Regions from separate parts of the Homo sapiens genome. Here regions 1, 2, 3 and 4 are each linked to region 5. A link is a contact called in ENCODE Hi-C or POLR2A ChIA-PET data. All regions are on one chromosome and are shown on one strand. Each heading gives the region's core, a stretch centred on a gene start or an enhancer-like site at or near the end of the contact. The rest is flanking DNA. Distances are from core to core; before and after follow the strand shown.

Region 1 (3,785 bases), core at 716-3,215, 6.5 Mb before region 5:
TGAAACATCTCAACAATGATTTCCTCAAAAGGAAATAATGAAATAAAGTTCTGGCATACGTTAATCTTCCGCGTCAAGTTCACAGTGTTAAACACACTGAAGCCAGCCACACAAACAAAACCAAACTCCACAAGATTAGGTTGGGCTGAAGTTACATAAGACAGACTAAACTGCGGCTTTTCTCCTGTCATTCCTCCCGCCTTCCTGTGAACCCTGATATTTGTCTTTGAAGTGCAATTAAGATGTAGGTGAGAAAAACACTTATCTGCAAACAGCTTCAAAATAGGTAATGAGATTTCCAATACCACCCCCACTTAATGCACTAGCAACAAAGTCAGGAAGACTGGGAAGCTTTGAGTTGTGCGGTGTCTGGAAGCTTCCCTCAAAAACTCCTCTCTTTAAATTATTTTTAAGTCAGCACTTACTTCAAGGCACTCACTTATCAAAACACGTTTTGCAAAGTTCCCTGAGTCTTCCCACAGCCATGACTCCTCATATGTGTGCTAAGCCTACCTATCAGCGCCGAGGATGTTCTGAATACAGGTCTTTCAACGCAGAAGGACAAAAGCGCGGGTTCCCAGAGCGACACATCCAAAGGAAAAAATAATCCTTTCTTCAACACTAAACCCAAGTTGTTCCTTCCCCCCAGTTTCCTGCACTTCCCCCTTCCCCCTCCCCTTTCACTGCCCACTATATCCAGTTTTAAGCCCGCAAAGCCTCTCTCCTGGCTTATTAAGGGTAAACAATAGAAATGTCACAAGGAAACTCAGGAAGTAGATGAAGTCTCTAATTGCTGCCGTTTAACGATTGTACATAATTACTATCTTCAAGATGCGGCTTTCACCAGCAGAGAGGGAGCCGAGGCGGGCGAGGCTGGCGAGCTCCCCGCAGCCGGGAGGGCATCAGCGAGGCCGGGACCGGGGGGATACGGCCCGCGCCCCGGTGCCAGGCCCCGAGCAGCCGCATCCTGTCCCTCCCCTCCAGAGCACTCCAAGCGGGGAGAAGCGGAGGGCCGGCCGGCCCGGGTCACACACAGTTCACTGCTCTCGGGCTGCGGCGGCCCGCGGCGGTCATCGGAACAATTTGCAAAGCGCAGCCGGGGATCCCACAGCCCGCGGCGGCCCAAGCTCACGGCGCCGCGCTCGGAGTTCGGGGGCGCGGGTACCACGGTCCGCGAGGGAGGTGGGAAGACGGGGCTCCGCGCCGGCCGGCCTCTCAGCTTCGGGAAGCGACCCCGCGAAGCGCCCGCGACCGCGGCGCCTCACATGGAGTCCCTGCCCGCCCTCCCCGGCCCGGACGCGGCGCGCGGGAAGTGGAGCCCCTGCCCCCGCCCCCACGATACGGCCGCGGACCCGGTGCCCGGCGCTGCCCCCGCTGGGTCGCCCGAGTTCTGGCCACTTCCTCCGCCGCGTCCTCCGCGCGGACAGCGCAGCCCGGCGTCCGCCGCAGCACCCCGAGCGCGCGCCGATGGGGCGCATCCCGCCCCCGCGCCGCCGTCCGGGCCCTGAGAGCCTCTCCTGCCGCCCCGAGCGCCCCGGCGGTCCCCAAAGAGCACCGAGCCACCCCGCCAGCCCCGCTCCAGGATGCGGGCGCTCCCCGCCCGCGCCGCTGCCCGGGACCAGGGACCCCAGGACTCACCCGAGCACCACCAGCTCCCCGTATTTCACTGGCTCCTTATTGGGGGCGCAGTGTTCCTCCTGGCCAGGGGAAAACATGGAGCCCCGCTCGGCCGCCGACGCCGCCGCCGACGCCGCCGCCTCCGCCGCGATCCCCGCCGAGTCCGCGCCGCCGCTACAATCCCATCCCGAGAACGGGGTGAGCGCGCCGGGGAAGGGCACGGCGGCGAAGGGGGCGCGGGGCGGCCAGTCCCGCTGCTGCTCCGTCGTGGCTGCGCGGCTGCTCCGCCTGACTCCCCGGAGCTCCGCGCGCCGCGGCCGCCCCGAGTCAGAGCCGGCAACAAATGGGACCCGGCAGCAGGGGGACCTGCCTGCGCTGAGCGCCGCCGCCGAAGCCCCGCGGGAGGGAGGGAAGGAGGAGGGAGCGGGCGCACGAGAGGCTGGGGCCGCGCGGGGGAGGCGGGGGCCAGCGCGCGGGCAGGTGGGAGCCGCCCCGCCCCACGCAGAGCCAGGCGCCCGCCCCCGGCCCGCGGGGCGCCCCCTCCCCCGGCGCGTGGGGCCGTCCGCGCCCACTCCCCGCCCCCCTCGGCCCGGCGGAGGCTCGGCCCCTGTGTTATGTAAACATAGAGTAAAAGGGAAAGGAAGTTCTTAAAGGAGCAGCTCTGTTTTTTTTCCTCACTTCCTTCCCCAAACTTAGAGCGCGGGGTCCTCAGCCCTCGCCGCCTGGTTCTTCAGCCGCGAAGGCCCGCGGGAGATCCTGGAAACGAGCGGCCGCGGTTCCCAAGCCCACGTTTTCCTGGCTGGAGTTCGATGGGATTAACTTCCTCTCCGAGTAGAATAGCGCTCTCTCGACGTCACTGTGTCCCGGCTTACAACTAGAGGTGTCGCACACACCCACTTGGGTGCCTCCCCTTCCAAAACCAAGCAGAAAGGCGTCTAGAAAATTAGAAGGTTTTGCCAGTTGGTGCTGGCGTAGAGGACGTTTCGAAGGCGCTTGGAGCACCCCACCGTTGCACTGGATGTAGCTACCCCGGCTTGTGGTCAATAGAGCTCCACCTGGCTTTTGGGGGGTGGCGGGGGGATGGGGGAAGAGTTGTTTTTTAATCCATACTTTATCCACTTTTCCTGTGCCTTCTTTCCATCCCCTAATACATACAAGGGGAAATTACCTGGGTGGACTTTTTAGTGAACGTAAATGTTCCTTTATGACCGTGATTTAATCAATGCACTGTTTGCTTTCTATTCTTTTTAAACTAGTTATTGCTATGGCTTTAAAATATCGTAGACTGTATAGTTTTACTGACTGCTGTTTTTCATCATACAGGATTTTATTGTTCTAACATTTATTAAGCACTCATAATGTGCTAGAAACTCTACATATTATTGCGAGTCATTGCCTCTCAACACTGTTAAATATTTAAAGAAATAAATACTGCAGAAGCTACCCTGTGTATAGTGACTGGTTGGCTATGACCCGAAGCAAAGGGCTAGAAAAAATAATAATTGCATCTGTAACCTTCCATTCCGCTGTGCTGCACCCCTTGTGTAACATTCTCTGACAGGTTATTACGGTAGTGACATGATGTTTCTGATAATTTTACTTCAGTTAGGAACTGATTTTTTTAATTGAGGTTTTAGAAATAAATTATTCCAAAGTAACTAAAGCCACACCACTGGTAAGCCAAAAATAAACTTTATTAAACAGTTAACTTATTTCAGCTAACTATAGAAATTCTGTATTTCAAATGAATATTAGTTATTCTGCATATATTACGTATTCTCTATATTTTTTATATGTAATAAAAAATCTGTTACAGTTTTAACCAGCACTCCTTCACTAAAGGGATAAATCATGTCTCCTCCCCAGTGTTGATGTAAATTTCTTTCAAATTTCTGCTGGATTAATGTTGTCTTCATGTACTCTGTGCATCTACTTACCACATAGATTGTATGACTATCAAAGATCTGTCAGAATCATTCTGCAGTTGCGCCGTCACGATTACGATGATGCCTGCCTCTGTCACCCTAGCTTCTCTAGGCCTCCTCTGTTGCTGCTTCTGCTCTCTAGGCTACCATTACCTCCTTCCTTCTCTCTTGGCCTGCTGTGCCTGTGTGCGTTGCATTGCATTATACTGTTCTGGCTGCATTTCCTCCTTGCTGTGCTTCGCA
Region 2 (3,977 bases), core at 501-3,000, 5.6 Mb before region 5:
CTCTTTTTTTTTTTTTTTTTTTTTGAGATGGAGTCTCACTCTGTCACCCAGGCCAGAGTGGAGTGGTGCGATCTCAGCTCACTGCAACCTCCACCTCCTGGATTCAAGCGATTCTCCTGCCTCAGCCTCCTGAGTAGCTGGGACTACAGGCGCGCACCACCACACCCGGCTAATTTTTGTATTTTTAGCAGAGACGGCATTTCACCATATTGGCCAGGGTGATCTTGATCTCTTGACCTCGTGATCCCCCCGCCTTGACCTCCCAAAGTGCTGGGATTACAAGCGCAAGCCACAGTGCCTGGCCAGAAGGGTGAACATTAGAGACTGACAACCCCACGTGCTGGAAAGCATGTGAAACAAGTGGAACTCTTATATGTGGCTGGTGGGAATTGTAAAATGGTACAACCACTTTGGAAAACTGCTTGGCAATTCCTTACAAAGTTAGACATGGGTGACGGCACCCGCCTATAGTCCCAGCTATTCAAGAGGCCAAGGCTGCAATGAGCTATGATTGTGCCACTGCTCTCTAGCCTGGGGGACGGAGAGACCCTGCTTCTAAAAAAAAAAAAAAATTTTAAGTTAAACATACCCAGAATGACCCAGAAATTCCACTCCTGTATTTCCTCAAGATAAATAAAATATGCCCACAAGGACTTGTACGAGAATGGTTATAGCAACTTTGCTCATCATCACCAAAAATTGAAAGCAATACAAATCCATCAACTGGTGAATGCATAAAGTATTCAATGGAATGCCTCTCAATAACAAACACTACTAACTTCTGGTTCACGCAGACCCAAAAGAGTACCTATCACCTTCATTTTTATAGTGCTAGAAATAAGAGGAGTGGTTGCTGATGTGGTGGGAGATGGACAGGAAAGAAACAGGCCACTCTTCTGAGTGATGGAAATGCTCTACGTCCTGATTGGGTGGTAGTTACACAGCTGTTTACATTTACCAAACTCATCAAATTGTCCACTGGGGGGGAAAAACTATTATTTTCACTGTATACGAAAACTTCGCCTCAACAAAAAATGAACTAAAAAAGAAAAAAAAGGGGAGGGGGGCTGGCGACGTTGAAAAGTAACGCTAAACTATGTAAGGATTTGATAATTGGGGTAAGCCTTTTCTTTAAAACGTCTAGTAAAGAAAACATTCCAAGAAGGTCTGCTAGATTCTGTGACTAAACAAGGACATTAAAAAGCCCTGAATCCAGCTTGGTCAACGTAGTGAGGCCCTGTCTCTACGGAATTTTTTTAAAGTTAGCCAGGCGTAGTGGTGCGCGCCTATAGTCCCAGCTACTCGGGAGGCTGAGGTGGGAGGATGGTTTGAACACAGCAGCTCAAGGCTGCAGTGAGCAGTGGTCGGTGCCCACTATACTCCAGCCTAAGGGACAGAGACCTTGTCTCAAAAAAAAGAAAAAAGAAAAAAAAAAAAAGCCTTGCGAGCTCTGGGGGAGATTTCCCGCAGCCCAGCTTTGCCAGGGACCCAGCCTCACCCCTCGGGCTCCACCGCCCACTCCCGCCCTTCACCTGACGTGAGCGCCCCGACTGCTCCACTCCTTCTCATCCCGCGTCGCGGTCCCGCCTATTTTCCCTCTCTCACCCATCTTTTGAACTGGCCCTTCACCTTTCAATCAATTCAAATATCGCACGGAGCAAACCAATCGCAAGCCTCGTTGAGTGGAAGGGGTGGGATCTTCCCCGGAAGTGTTGGTTAAAGCCCCTCCAATCAGCGGCTCGGTGCGGCAAGTTTGAATTTCGTGGAGGCTCGGGTTGTGAGGGTTCCTGCTTCGGAGTCGGCGGTGGTCGTCCAGACCGAGTGTTCTTTACTTTTTGTTTGGTTGAGGTTTCACGCTAGAAGGTGGCTCAGGTAGGTGGGTGCTGGAGAGCTGGACGGAGAACACTGGCCCGCTTCCGTTGAAGGTCTAGAAGGGTCTGAGGACCGGGGGCTGCGAGCGGGAGCAAGTCAGAGGCAGGCTCCTTTAGGACCGTGTTACCTGCCCTTCCCGAAGCTGATAATGCGAGCCTTTAGAAGAGTCCATATGTTTGCCCTGACCTCTGTAATAGTCAGCGTTTCACCACCGGGGCGTAATTGACCTTTGGGGTGAAACTGTTCTTCACTAGCTCCGACATTAAATTCCCGTAGCTCTTCCCAGGTCCCATGGCAACTAAAAACGCCCGGTTGAGAACCTCTAGTCAAGCAAGATTAACGCATTCTGGACTTTCAAGCTGGAGGAAACGCCACTCAGCCAAACAAAATTTAGGTGTGTGTGGAGCCAGGGCTGCCTTGCTTGGGATCCCAGCTTCACCACCTTTTAGATATGCTAATGTGAGCAGTTAATTGACCTCATCTGTATGAGAGCGATAATAGTTAACTACCTTTCAGGGTTATTCTGATAATTGTACCTTTAATGTTGTCCTCGCTCGCTCTTTCTCTTGCTGTGGATAGTGCTATCCTGTATTTAATACATAAGTCTTAATTTTTCTTCAATCTTTAGCGAATTAATATTGCAGGAGATAAATAGTAGAAGACAGTTCTTTATGAAAAGCACAGTCCATTGTCACTTTCCTTGGGTCTTAGAGGAGAATGTTATTAGCATGCAGGTCAGACAGATTCTCGTTTTTTATATTTTGTTGATTGCTTAGAATCATGTAACAATGTATTGCATTACTTGTGCCAATTTTTCTATTATCTGGAGTTTTCTAGTGGATTTAGTTAATTCTTGTTGAAGAATATACCATAGTGTGTCTATCACAGAGCCTCCCCCTTACCTTTTTTTGTTTTTGTTTTTTAACTGCCAAGACTTCTGAGAATCAGTATCCTTTCTCCAGTTTGGCTTGGTAGTTCTCTATACCAGCTACACAGGTGACCCCCTCAAACTTTCTAATTTTCTTTGTTCTCCCTAGTTGGATCTACTGACGTCGTCTTTATTGTCCTCTTTTGTTTTGCTTGAATACATTCTCAAAGATCTTTCCAAGAAAAAGGCATGTGCCAATTAAACTATATGATTTTGTGCGTGTGTGTGTGTGTGTGTGTGTGTGTATGGCTTTTCTTTTTTAAAATTTATAGAGACGGGGTCGTGTTATGTTGCCCAGGCTGGTCTCAAACTCCTGGGCTCAAGCAGTCCTGCCTCGACCTCCCAAAGTGGTAGGATTACAGGCCTAAGCCACCGTGCCGGCCTAAACTGTATGATTTCTTGTATGGATGAAAATAATGGAGCAAACTGATAGGGTTATTGTGAACTATATATTTGGTCTTGTTCTGTTTTCTGGCAAACAACTACTAAAATCCTTGGAGTCTTCAAAGTGGTACCTTTTTGTATGCTAATGATTGACTGATAGCTGGATGCCTCTAAATAGCTTCAGGATTGGGGCTGGTCACTAGACAGACCAAGGCAGGATTTCTCGAGAGTTGGCATTTTCAGCCCCACCTCACAACCTCTGGGGAGGGGAGAGGAGCTGAAGGTTGACTTGATCACCAGTGGTCAATGATTTAATCACTCATGCTTATGTAATGAAGCTGCCATAAAAACCAAAAAAAAACACCTGTGTTTGGAGAGCTTCTTAGGTGAATACATGAAGGTTCCTAAACAGTGGTGCTACCTGAGAGAGCATGGAAGCTCCTTGTTCCTTTCCACATACTTTGCCCTGTGCCTCTCTATCCAACTCTATCTGTATCCGGTTGCCTATTGATTATCCCTATATGACTAATAGGTACCTGGTGTGGGGTTTTTGTTTGTTTTTGGTTTTCTTTTGGCTTTAGAAGAAATGTTAGACTACCTGCATTCCTCATCATGGGTAAGGAAACCCTTGTGTACATGGTCCTTCACTTAACCTATTTTCACCTTTATTTCACGCTTTTCTTTTTGCAGTGTTCTCTGTGGTAAGCCCAGAGCCTCTTTTATTCTGGACTATCACTTACTGGCTTTCTCTTCACTGGTCAAGCAAGTTCCTATTTAAAACCCCCAAATAGGT
Region 3 (4,145 bases), core at 381-2,880, 8.8 Mb before region 5:
CGGTACTGACAATAAAGTGAGATTAAGCACGAAACATTTTAAAATATAACCATACACTATTGGATGTGGACAAACTATGGGTAGAAATATGTATACGATGTAAAGGTCTAATTTAACAGCAGTACTATTTGAGTGTCACCGCTGTATCCCCCAAAGAACAGCATTACAAAAGCGTTTTGCTGTTTTTGCTCACATATTCATTAATTTAATCCTCACAATTAGCAGCGAAGTGGGTAAAGCATATGTTATCCTTATTTTCACTGAGCTCTAGACAGATTAAGTGAATTGGAATATAGAAGCCATCAATTGGCAGAAGTCCTGCTTTTCCCACTATGAAAAGAAAGTAGTGAATTAGGTAAAAAGCACTACTTTGGGGGAAAACTATAAAAAACACTACGTGGGGGAAAATAAAGCACATTATACAAGTTAAGTGTATCCACCATAAATATAAAAAAAAAAATATGCAAAAGTCAATGCAAAAAAAAAAAAAAAAAGCACAACAGGGGACGTTAAAGTTTCATTCATTCCATCTATTCAAACATTTTATAGGCTTCCTGGCCATTTTCCCGGGAAACAGGGTCAGTTTTCAAACATCTGTACAAACTAGACTTATATCTTACGTTTGGGAATTTAAACAAATAAGGACTAAAGATTTACTAAACTAAAACTGGTTGAAAAACTACATGGAATCACATACCACGTGATGTTCCATTCAAACTAGTCCCCGTTCCAACAGGAAGACGTTTATTTGCAGACAATGCCGGAGGAACACAGGGCAACTCATCTTTCAGCAAAACCAAATGATCTCCATGATTTTGAGAAACTACCTCACGAAGTCTCTTCACTGGCATCTTAATCTTTTTTTTCTTCTCCAAGCTGACCTCAGAGCCTTTCATATTGTTGGTCACAAAACAAGTCCCACACTTAAGGACGGAAAAACTTTCTCTGTTTCCTTAAGACTTCAGAACAAAATTTTCACCTCTTTGCAATAACTGTTTTTAAAATGTCGAACATCCACAAAGCTGAAAATCTAAATTCTGATATTGAATCCAGGATTAGAGCTGACTATAAAGTCATATTTACCCATTAATCCCACTCAGTCTATTAATACACCACGCCAAAATGTGAAAGTGGGGATGACAAGAGAATGGCCACAGGAGCAACAATAACCATAACAGTGCACTCCCCAACCCCAGAGCTGGTAGGGCAAAACCAAACACATGTAGTGGCGGGCTTAAAATTTGTTGAGAAGAGGCAGTCAAGCAAATAAAAGCGAAATGCTATTTTTAAAATAATGACCCACATAAGAAGCGTAATAGCTTTCTTCAGCCACAGAGTCTTACACACCCCTCCAGATGCAATCGTCGGAAACATAAATTCACCCCTACGTATCTCCAGAACGCCCGAGACCCGCACCGTCGTGGGTGTAATCTGACAACAGCGTCAGTTGCCCGCAGGTCAACACCCACTTCCCTTCAAACCCGCCCTTGAGACACAACACGCATGCGCGCCAAGAAACTCACCCAAAACATCCAACCAGAAAGCTAAGCGCTCTCTGGTGCTCTTCCATTCCTCTCCGGGTGGAAACAAACTCCGGACATAACAGGGGTTTATTTATTTATTTATTTTAAGGTAGCACATTGCCGCACAAGACCGCTCTACAGTCTCATCCAAGACTTGAAGAGCTCCCGACTTGTAATACTACTTGTGTTTACCAGGGACTGTTGACACTGCTTCGCTTCCGAAGACCGTTAGGGACGTGGGATTAGGTAAATTAGGCTTCCAAGAAGTTTCGACAGATTCGGGTCATTATTGGAGAGGAAGTCGGGAATAGAAAGCGTTGTCTAAGCAGAAAATAACCGAAGTTAATCCTTAGGAGATTTTAGAATTCGCTGATGGTACCTGCTTTTTCTTCTAGATTTCCTCGCGTTATAACGAATCGGCGTCTAAGGGTTTAAGTGTCACTTGACATTACTGCTCCCACGTGTTCTTTCCCATCTGGCGGCCGCGGCTCCTGTCCAGACCCTGACCCTCCCTCCCAAGGCTCAACCGTCCCCCAACAACCCCCAGCCTTGTACTGATGTCGGATGCGAGAGCCTGTGCTTAAGTATGGTGTCTGTTCTCTGCCGTGAGAATCCGGGGTTCCCGGACGGGGGGTGGCAGGCTACGCTCCAGGAAAGTGGCGGGGTCTCCCGAGGAGGCCGCCGCACGTACCTGGAGCAGTGGGGGGTGCGAAGCGGGACAGCGCTTCGCCGGGTCGGGTGCAGACCTTCCTGGAGATGGTGTCACCTGGGCGAGGGTAGGAACTTTAGGCCCTGAGCCACCCCCAACCCGGATCTGGGGAGTCGGGGTCCTGTTTTGGGACACTGAATTAGACTATAAGGTATTTACGATGTGACCTTGAGCTGCCCGGGGGAAGATCCTCCTTTAAATGAAAATCGTCTTTAGACATAATACCAGGTCTAACACCCCTTCCCTGATCTGCTCATTTCCCAGGATGCGCTACTTAGAGCTTTCCCTTTACGCCTTACTGGAGGCTTTAGAATAATCAAAGCAGAAAATGTAATCCGATCTAAAAGCTAAATAACTAATTTTATTTCTTTTACATCTCGGCAGTCTACCTTCATAGAAGTCTAGACTTAAAATGGACTTTAAAGTCTGAGCGCGGTGGCTCACGCCTGTAATCCCAGCACTTTGGGAGGCCAAGGCGGGCGGATCACGAGATCAGGAGTTCGAGACCAGCCTGGCCAGCAAGGTGAAACCCCGCCTCTACTGAAAATACAAAAAATTAACTGGGCATGGTGGCGCGCGCCTGTAGTCCCAGCTACTCAGGAGGCTGAGGCAAGAGAATTGCTTGAACCCGGCAGGTGGAGGTTGCAGTGAGCTGAGATCGCGCCATTGTGCTCCAGCCTGAGTGACAGATCAAGACTGTCTTAAAAAAAAAAGAAAAAAAAAGACTTTAAGGGCTCAGCGTTAAAGACCCTTTTAATTATTATTTTTTTGTAACTTGCTGAGTTTCTCTAATGAGTTTTGTGTTGTTTTTTGAGACAAAGTCTCACTCTGTGGCACAGGCTGGAGTGCAGTGGCGCGATCTTGGCTCACTGCAACCTCCGCCTCCCAGGTTCAAGCGATTCTTCTGCCTCAGGCCTCCTGAGTAGCTGGATTACAGGCGCCCGCCACCACGCCCAGCTAATTTTTTTTGTATTTTTATTAGAGACGGGGTTTCACCATGTTGGCCAGGTTGGTCTCGAACTCCTGACTTGATTCACCCGCCTCGGCCTACCAAAGTGCTAGTATTACAAGCGTGAGCCACCGCACGTGGCCATTATTTTTTATTTTAGTTACATTTTCTCTTCGTAATTGGGCTCATAGGTGGTACTTGTTTGTTCACAATTTATTGTATATTATGAGTGTACTGAAAGAACTACAATGTCAGAGTCGCCAGAGACCTTGGAGATAGTTTAACTCTTACCTTCTAGGTGAAACTTATGTGAAAGAAACAGTGACCTAAGATCTGAGTGTAGGCACTCTGAATTATTAAAATGACAACTTAATTTGGATCTTACAGCTCTTTGTCATTACTCTTTAGTTCCTTTCCCTCTTTTTTTTTTTTTTTCCAGAGACAGGGCCTTGCTCTGTCATGATCATAGCTCCCTGAAGCCTTCAACTCCTGAGCTCAGGCAATCCTCCTGTCTCAGCCTCCTGAGTAGCTAGGACTACAAGCACTTGCCACCACGCTGGCTAATTTTTTACTTTTTTGTAGAAACTAGGTCTCGCCTTATTGCCCAGGCTTATTTTCTCAGCTCACTGCAACCTCTGCCTCCTGGGTTCAAGTGATTCTTCTGCCTCAGCCTCCCAAATAGCTGGGATTATAGGCACCCGCCACTCTGCCCAGATAATTTTTGTGTTTTTAGTAAAGATGGGGTTTCACCATGTTGGCCAGGCTGGTCTGGAACTCCTGACCGCACGTGATCTGCCCACCTCAGCCTCCCAAAGTGCTGGGATTACAGGCGTGAACCATCATGCCTGGCCTTATTTTCTCACTCTAAATCAGCCCTCTCAACCCCTTTTCTTTATGACTGACACTTTTGAAAAGACCAGCCAGGTTGTCTTACAAATTGTTCCATGTTGTAGATTTTCCTAAT
Region 4 (4,154 bases), core at 329-2,828, 5.4 Mb before region 5:
CAATCATAGTCTCATGGGTATTACAGATATTATAGTGAAGGCATTTTGTAGCTATAACTTGTTCCAATTTGCAGATTCTTCTTATGCTGAGCTCTGAATAGTACTAACCAGAAATCTCACCACGCTTTATTCAACATAGAGACGAATATTATGAGAGTTCATCTTGAACTCTATGTACTCTAGCCAATGATATTGTTACTTGAACGAAAAAATTTATAAGCCAGTCTATCCAAAAAACAAATGATCTCCAAAAAAAAAAAATTAGGTCACTCAGAAAGCATCATCTCTGGTACCACTGCTCTTTCGGGAGATCAACAGTGGGTTATTTTTCCACAAATCCCAAGTTGTTTTTAAGCCAATCATTCTTCCTCTTCATTCATATACAAACCTCAGCGTCTAGCAAGGCTATCTGGAGCTCTAGTACTAAAAACAACGCCTCACACAATGCCACCCACGGTAAGAACACGACGGTTTGCCTGTGTGTTTGCAACTTTTCACAATGGAACTAGATTGAAAAAAACAATAGGGAAACCTCTTCAACAGAAAAACGTCTCAGGTAATAAAATAAATGTGATTGATACTGGAAGGTATCACAAAAACGCAGAAAAATTCTCAAAGATAAGTACAAATGAAAGAATATCATTCTGAAGGTTTTCATCACAGGCTGCTGTACCAATATGGAGAATGAAGATACAAGAAAAGCATAAACTTAAACTTAGTGGCCAAGACTTTAGCAGATATTGCATGGATCAAATGTAAGTGCTCAAGGCTACTAAGTTATAACTCTTCTTTTGGTTATAAATATTCACTTCAGTAAACTTTAGGTGGGATCTGAATAGAGAACACAAGTTACTTTCTTCATAACGGATATATAGAGTCGCAAAGAATAAGCATTAATTGAGCATTAATTAATTATACCTTCAGGTACCAAGAGAACCAACCGGAACAGAAATTAAGTCATTCCTTCTTTATCTCTACAGAAGCGACAAGGTGAGGGCACGAAGGATGCCAAGATTAGAGGCTCTAGAAGATCTCGCCTTCTTTTCCAGAGAAGATGCTCAAAGATCTGTCTGCTAACTGGGCCCCAAGAAAGAGACCGGATCCTTTTAGGGATCCGGATATTGTTTCCTGGGAGGAGAGCCTGGAGGGCAGGAACAAGACCCCGGCCTGCGAGGCCAGGCAGCGGCCACCCTTCCCCCACTCACCTCCCGGAGCGCAGCTTAACTGGGGTTGTGCGAGTAACTGCTGCCATCACCATCGCCATCAGTCTGGGCGCTTGCTTAAGTGGAGAGGGGAGGCCCAACCACTCCTGCACCTCGTGTAGGTCTTACAAAGCAGATGCTTTTCTGCCACCCCCAACCCCGCTTCGGCGTTCCGGTCCCAACCCAGCCGTCACGGTCATCGCCTCCGCCGGTTCCCTGGGCGCCGCCACCACTTCCGTGTTCAGCTCCCTCCCTTCCTCCCTGATTTGCCCGGGCAACCGGCTAATTTCCACGCGGAGGGCGCCGCAGCTGACGCCACCACCCGGCGACCTCTGTCGGGACCTGCGCTGGGCGTGGGCGGGTCGGCGCAGGCGCAGTGTGGTGAGCGAGCCGAAGCGCGGGAAGCAGCTCTTGTGGATCCTCAGTGGCGGAGGCTCGGTCACCCGGGTGAGTCCCCACTCCGGCTGCCCGCGTCCACCAAGGAGATGCGTGTTCCCTTTCCGGCTTATTGTCTGACAGACCCTCTGCCTTATCCCGCTGGTGTCACTCGGGTGGGGGAAACCGGGCTGCGGAGAACGGGCCCTAGAGGAGACTAAGCTCTCTTCCTATCCCTAGCCTCGCTGCTTTTCTCTTTTGAAATAATAAGACTGGCTTTTATAAAACATTTTCAGATAGGTAAAGGAAAACATGCCTGCCACACGGAAGCCAATGAGATATGGGCATACAGAGGGACACACGGAGGTCTGTTTTGATGATTCTGGGAGGTAAGGTTCTTTGAGAAACAACGTTTTAGGTGCAAATGTTAAAACATTTATCCTTAAACTTTATATGTGCAGTCAGCTAAAAATGACTCATGCGGATAGAGGAATAATGTTGAAATCTAAAATGGCACACATATTTCTTTAGATTATTGTTTGATTCGGGCCGTCATGGTAGTTGTAGTATATCGACAAAGTTATAATCGTACTTCCAGAGGAGTTGGAAAGATGCGAGCTTCTCTCCATATATTTTCCCCTTCCCTGCATCTTACATTATTAATTTTGTCAGATCACTAGTTACTGCCTACTTGTCAAATTCAGTGGCCTGTTCTGTTTGGAATGATATCCTTCCATGCCTTTAGTGATGCTATTTCCCTTTTTGCTTATTTTTTTTTAACTTTTTGACGGCTTAAAACAATTTTTTCCTCTGATTCCTAAACTATAATATTTTCCTACGGTTATTCTGGTCCCTTTTATCTTTCCAAGTCCCATTCTTACGCACTACTGCTCGATTGCACGGCTTCCACTGTCGCTTCTATGTTGATTGATTCATTGAAAAAATACTTGTGTGTCTCTTTTGCTGGGGACTACAGATAGAATAGAGCGAACCAGACACAGTCTTTTCCTCCTTTGAGCTTAAGGTCTTTTTGGATTGACAGGCATTGAACACAAATTAATCACAAAAATAAATGTGTATTTAGAAACAAGTAATATGTGCAGTGATAAACATGTATGAGGAGAAGCTCATCTAGTTAAAGGAGTCAGGGAAGGCTTCTTTGGACAAGTGTTTCTTGAGACGCCATCTGAAGACGGAGCAGGCATTAAGCAGTATAAAGAGATGAGTGGTGGTGGCGGTGGGGTGGTGATGTTGGCATAGTAAGCAGAGGCAATACTGTGTGTAAAGGCCCAATGGGGCCAGGGATCATGGTATGCTCAAAGAACTGAAGGAAAACTAGCCTTACTAAAATGTGGAGAGTGATGCAGAGTTTAGTGAGAGATGAATCTGTGAAGTTAGGCAATGGATGTCCTATCCAAGACCTTCTGGACTTTATTAAGGAATCTCGTTTTATCCTAAAAGCACTGAGAAGGTATTAAAGGCTTGAAGCAGAGAGATGTGATCAGGTTTGTTTTTGAGAAAATGCATGGAGGATGAATTGGAAAAGGAGCACTCATGGATGCAGAAAGACTGTTAGAAGATACCTGTATTAGTTTGTGTAGGGGCGGGTTGCCCCTCCACACTTGTGGGTGTTTCTCGTAAGGTGGAACGAGAGACTTAGGAAAGAAAAAGACACAGAGACTAAGTATAGAGAAAGAAATAAGGGGACCCGGGGAACCAGCGTTCAGCATATGGAGGATCCCGCCAGCCTCTGAGTTCCCTTAGTATTTATTCATCATTTGTGGGTGTTTCTCGAAGAGGGGGATGTGTCAGGGTCACAAGACAATTGTGGGGAGAGGGTCAGCAGACAAACACGTGAACAAAGGTCTTTGCATCATAGACAATGTAAAGGATTAAGCGCTGTGCTTTTAGATATGCATACACATAAACATCTCAATGCTTTACAAAGCAGTATTGCTGCCCGCAGGTCCCACCTCCAGCCCTAAGGCGGTTTTTCCCTATCTCAGTAGATGGAGCATACAATCGGGTTTTATACCGAGACATTCCATTGCCCAGGGACAGGCAGGAGACAGATGCCTTCCTCTTGTCTCAACTGCAAGAGGCATTCCTTCCTCTTTTACTAATCCTCCTCAGCACAGACCCTTTACGGGACGGTCAGGTCTTTCCCTTCCCACGAGGCCATATTTCAGACTATCACATGGGGAGAAACCTTGGACAATACCTGGCTTTCCTAGGCAGAGGTCCCTGCGGCCTTCCGCAGTTTTTGTGTCCCTGGGTACTTGAGATTAGGGAGTGGTGATGACTCTTAAGGAGCATGCTGCCTTCAAGCATCTGTTTAACAAAGCACATCTTGCACCGCCCTTAATCCATTTAACTCTGAGTTGACACAGCACACGTTTCAGAGAGCACGGGGTTGGGGGTAAGGTTATAGATTAACAGAATCTCAAGGCAGAAGAATTTTTCTTAGTACATAACAAAATGGAGTCTCTTATGTCTACTTCTTTCTACACAGACACAGTAACAATCTGATCTCTCTTGCTTTTCCCCACAAGTTTGGGTAAGTGTGATAGAAGCTTG
Region 5 (4,114 bases), core at 414-2,913:
TAAATTATAGGAAAGTTGTAAAAGCTTGACATTGGATCTTGCCCAATGAGGCTTTAAAATAAAATACCTTTTCATTCCTATCACTAGGCCTTTTGTCCATCTTCTATTCTAGTTACACAAAGTTGTTCACCTTACCTTGGCTCAAGCGCTTCCTTTCACCAGGCATTCCCTTCTGTCAAGTGCTGCCTGTAGAAATCCCATTCTTCAAGGTCTACCTCAAAGGTCTCTCAAATGTACCTCGAACTGGAATTAATTTCTCTTCTTGGCTCCTTTCGTACTTCATGAGCACACCCATGATTTAATACAGAATATTTTCCTTAGCTGTACATATGTTGTTGGTGCACAAACGTTGTATGTTGAAGTCTTGGAGATAATCCTGTTTCCCACAGATTAGAAAATTTTGAGGGCAAGGAGCAAGTTATATCTAGTTTACAAATCTCTGACTCCCCTCCTTCCTTAATCATATAATACAATGCCTAACTTAATGATTGGGTAGGGGGACCCCACTAGAACCCTGACATAACATACCTTAAAGAAGTGTTGTATTTCAATTTATAAAAGTTTATATGTAAAAGTTTCTGGAATTGTTGCACCCTGTGCTACATTTTATAAATCTAGTTAAAGCTTTGATTTCAGAGCAGTTTTATCTGGAGGCATTATAAATGACCATATGGAATGTAGGTATCTTTCAGCAGAAATTCGTTTATTGACATTGGTTTTTTGCATTTTTGCATTTGCTTTTCATTACTTGTTTTGTCACCAAATTATCTGGTCAAAGCAACATACACTGCACATTACTTGTTTATTACTTTACATTCAGCCAATTACATTTAAGAATCAAATACACTAAATGCCAAAGAATCTCATTTTTTTTTGGAATGGTGTAGGTGTATTTCTTGGAGGAGTGTGTCAAAAAAATAAATTTGAAAACGTACTCTCTTTAACAAAATAAAAGCAAACCCTACCGTTGACTCGTGATCATTACAGCTGATTTTAAGTTGTTTTGTAAATTTATTCCAGTAGGTGTCACTGGTGAGTCGAGGAAAAACTCCTTTCCCAAGTGTAACGTTTTAATTAAAAGAAAGTAAAAGGTTTAATCAATAAAAAAGACTATGAGAATATTCATCTCTTGAGAGTCCAAAATTAACGTATTTATTGTTCAAAAGAGACGGGGTCTCGCTATGTTGCCCAGGCTGGAGTGCAGTGGCTATTCACAGGCGCGATCCCACTACTGATCAGCACGGGAGTTTTGACCTGCTCCGTTTCCGACCTGGGCCGGTTCACCCCTCCTTAGGCAACCTGGTGGTCCCCCGCTCCCGGGAGGTCACCATATTGATGCCGAACTTAGTGCGGACACCCGATCGGCATAGCGCACTACAGCCCAGAACTCCTGGACTCAAGCGATCCTCCAGCCTCAGCCTCCCGAGTAGCTGGGACTACAGGCACGCGCCACCGCGCCCGGCGGTCGGATACCGGCGCAGAATAGCACTAGAAGCTGTGGTATGGTGACGTCATCAACTGGGCCAGCCCACAACGCCTCTAAGATTTCATTTTACTCACCCAGCGAAACAACCTGACCACACTGCGCACGCGTTTCCTTTGAGCACTGCATTCTGGGTAAACTGTCTCAAAAATTTGAAGAGCGCATGCGTGGGCCAGCTTCTTCCTTTTACCTCGTTGCACTGCTGAGAGCAAGATGGGTCACCAGCAGCTGTACTGGAGCCACCCGCGAAAATTCGGCCAGGGTTCTCGCTCTTGGTGAGAAATAGTTTGTGATTTTGGGGAAGCGTTGCCGTGGAGCGCTAGGCTGCTTAAAATCTCAAGTAGAGGAGGCCACGGGCGGCACGAGGGAGCACGCCGACTGGGAGTCGCTGGTGCCGCCATTACAGGCCTGTACTGTGGCTTGGGAGTCCCGGGATGCGGGTAGTAGCCGTCTGAGTGCGGAGTCTTGTAATTTCTATGACCTGCAAAACCGCTGTCTCTTTTCTTACAGTCGTGTCTGTTCAAACCGGCACGGTCTGATCCGGAAATATGGCCTCAATATGTGCCGCCAGTGTTTCCGTCAGTACGCGAAGGATATCGGTTTCATTAAGGTAGGCGTCTGCAGGCGTACTCCATGTTGTTTGGGCAGAGAAGGTTGTGGGGGTTATTTTTTCCGCGAAAGACAAACGGACAGATCTTCCCTGGAGTGGTAATTCTGAGCATTCGACCAAGAGCTTTTCCTCTTTTTTTAGTTGGTAGCTGGTGACAGTGTTGATGGTTTGGGCAATCAAATTAATAGAATGGAGAAGGTGAAGGACTTAGTCTTTCCTACTCCCTTTTTTACCTAGATAGCTTAGCCAGTTTTAGGTGCCGTGTATTGTGTTTGGTGAAATTCACTTTAGAGAAGCCACTAAAATTGTTTTACATTTGTTTCATTTATCAATCTTGTAAGTACCTATTCTCTTTTTTTTTTTTTTAGAGATAGGGTCTCCCTCTGTCGCCCAGGTTGAAGTGCAGTGGCGTTGTTACGGCTCACTGCAGCCTCGAACTCCTCCTGGTCTCAGGCGATCCTCTTGCCTTGGCGTCCCGAGTAGCTGGGACTAAAGGCTCTTGCCACCACGCGCGGCTGTACCTAGATATTTTCTAACCAAATATATGTATTAACCGCTGACCCCAAGTTTTTTTTTTTTTTTTTTTGAGTCGGAGTCGCACTCACCCAACCTGGAGTGCGATGGCGTGATCTCCGCTCAGTGCAACCTCCGCCTCCCCGGTTCAAGCGATTCTCCTGCCTCAGCCTCCTGAATAGCTGGGATTACAGGCGCCTGCCACCATGTCCGGCTAATTTTTTTATTTTTAGTAGAGACGGGGTTTTACCATGTTGGTCAGGCTGGTCTCGAACTGCTGACCTCGTGATCCGCCTGCTTCGGCCTCCCAAAGTGCTGAGATTACAGGCGTGAGCCACCGCGCCCGGCCAACCCAAAATGTTTGAAAGCGTCATACACTGGAATGAACTTAAAGTTTGGGGCCGGAAAGACATTGTTAAGATTCAGCAAACAATGGTCTGCCATTTAGTGCTTCTATCTCTTGATCATCTTAGTCAAGCTAGTGTTTATATGAAACTTTTGACTGTGAAACTTTTGGCTTCTGAAAATCTTTTAAATAGTAGTTTGGGTTTTTTTTTTTAAGGTGAAAACGAATTTATTATTGGCTCTTTGAGATAAAAATCACCAGCTTTCTGATCAATTATTTTGTATTGGATAGTACTGTTCTATAATGATGTAAATTTTTTTTTTTGTTTTGAAATTGGGTCTCCCTCTGTTTCCCAGGCTGGAGTGCAGTGGCGTGATCTCAGCTCACTAGCCTCCCCCTCCCGGATTCAAGCGATTCTCCTGTCTCAGCCTCCCTAGTACCTGGGATTACAGGCGTCTGCCACCACGCCCGGCCTATTTTTATTATTTTGTGGAGATGGGATTTCACCATGTTGGCCAAGCTGGTCTTGAGGTCCTGACCTCAGGAGATGGGCCTGCCTTGACCCCTCAGAGTGCTGGGATTACAGGCGTGATCCACGGCGCCCTGTCTGTTGTAAATTGTTAATATGAATACTGCAGTGCAGCAGGGACAGAGAAAGTACGTTTAAACTCAGGCTTGGCAGCCCTGAGCAAATACTTCATCAGTATATGCTTCTTGTTAAAATGAGGAGGTTCGCCTAATTTGAGAGGTAGTATATCATACGTAAGAAAATGGACCTTGGCCCACGCCCTAGCTCTGTGTCCTAGATGAACTGGGCCAGGCGAGGTGCCTCACACCTGAAATCCCAGCACTTTGGGAGGCCGACAAGATGGGCAGATTTCTTGAGCCCAGGGTTTCCGCAACAAGCCTTGCCAACATGGCGAAAACCTGTTTCTACAAAAATTAGCCTTGTATGATGATCCGCGCCTGTGGTCTCAGCTACTCAGGAGGTTGAGGTGGGAGAATCGCTTGAACCCAGGAGGCTGAGGTTGCAGTGAGTGGAGATGGCTCCATTGCACTCCAGTCCGGGAGACAGCGAGACTCTCTCTCAAAAAAAAAATGATGAACTGTGTAATTATAGTTGCCTACTGAACAACTATCCTGTGCATTTGGTAAAGATCAT

Evidence for each region. A loop is a pair of places that touch in the nucleus more often than their neighbours do. ChIA-PET counts read pairs that join two places held with the same protein, here RNA polymerase II (POLR2A). Pooled maps may share reads with other maps.
Region 1: a loop to region 5 is called in a map of naive thymus-derived CD4-positive, alpha-beta T cell, with 18 times the contacts of the local background. The contact joins the promoter of PELI2 here to the promoter of RPS29 in region 5. A Hi-C loop is called at or near these places in 1 of 168 maps with a recorded cell type or tissue (naive thymus-derived CD4-positive, alpha-beta T cell) and 5 of 50 pooled maps. POLR2A ChIA-PET finds 5 or more read pairs at or near these places in 1 of 52 experiments (B cell).
Region 2: a loop to region 5 is called in a map with no recorded cell type, with 20 times the contacts of the local background. The contact joins the promoter of DLGAP5 here to the promoter of RPS29 in region 5. A Hi-C loop is called at or near these places in 1 of 37 single-sample maps with no recorded cell type and 2 of 50 pooled maps. POLR2A ChIA-PET finds 5 or more read pairs at or near these places in 1 of 52 experiments (activated naive CD4-positive, alpha-beta T cell).
Region 3: a loop to region 5 is called in a pooled map, with 5 times the contacts of the local background. The contact joins the promoter of TIMM9 here to the promoter of RPS29 in region 5. A Hi-C loop is called at or near these places in 3 of 50 pooled maps. POLR2A ChIA-PET finds 5 or more read pairs at or near these places in 2 of 52 experiments (CD4-positive, alpha-beta T cell and Panc1).
Region 4: a loop to region 5 is called in a pooled map, with 4 times the contacts of the local background. The contact joins the promoter of WDHD1 here to the promoter of RPS29 in region 5. A Hi-C loop is called at or near these places in 1 of 168 maps with a recorded cell type or tissue (psoas muscle) and 4 of 50 pooled maps. POLR2A ChIA-PET finds 5 or more read pairs at or near these places in 1 of 52 experiments (Panc1).

What each region holds. Positions count from the first base shown.
Region 1 is chr14:56,116,591-56,120,375 of GRCh38, reverse strand. It overlaps PELI2 (pellino E3 ubiquitin protein ligase family member 2), which reads right to left and starts at 1,965. Exons shown (of 6, transcript NM_021255.3): 1 at 1,639-1,965. The coding sequence starts at 1,715. RefSeq lists silencers at 1,488-1,557, 1,848-2,107, 2,148-2,207 and an enhancer at 2,338-2,577.
Region 2 is chr14:55,189,358-55,193,334 of GRCh38, reverse strand. It overlaps DLGAP5 (DLG associated protein 5), which reads left to right and starts at 1,750. Exons shown (of 19, transcript NM_014750.5): 1 at 1,750-1,872. LOC105370508 (a long non-coding RNA gene) reads right to left here and starts at 1,662. Exons shown (of 2, transcript XR_943888.3): 1 at 1,533-1,662. RefSeq lists enhancers at 1,454-2,006, 2,007-2,560.
Region 3 is chr14:58,425,016-58,429,160 of GRCh38, reverse strand. It overlaps TIMM9 (translocase of inner mitochondrial membrane 9), which reads left to right and starts at 1,630. Exons shown (of 6, transcript NM_012460.4): 1 at 1,630-1,769; 2 at 1,919-2,107. KIAA0586 reads right to left here and starts at 1,442. Exons shown (of 31, transcript NM_001329943.3): 1 at 698-1,442. The coding sequence starts at 896. RefSeq lists enhancers at 1,171-1,360, 1,431-1,480, 2,495-3,438.
Region 4 is chr14:55,024,523-55,028,676 of GRCh38, reverse strand. WDHD1 (WD repeat and HMG-box DNA binding protein 1) reads left to right here and starts at 1,578. Exons shown (of 26, transcript NM_007086.4): 1 at 1,578-1,649; 2 at 1,874-1,966. The coding sequence starts at 1,890. It overlaps SOCS4 (suppressor of cytokine signaling 4), which reads right to left and starts at 1,441. Exons shown (of 3, transcript NM_199421.2): 1 at 1,206-1,441. RefSeq lists enhancers at 702-1,228, 1,229-1,756 and a silencer at 1,551-1,600.
Region 5 is chr14:49,583,929-49,588,042 of GRCh38, reverse strand. It overlaps RPS29 (ribosomal protein S29), which reads left to right and starts at 1,663. Exons shown (of 3, transcript NM_001032.5): 1 at 1,663-1,758; 2 at 1,994-2,093. The coding sequence starts at 1,697. It also overlaps RN7SL1. RefSeq lists enhancers at 1,103-1,612, 1,485-1,984, 2,583-2,632, 3,659-4,114.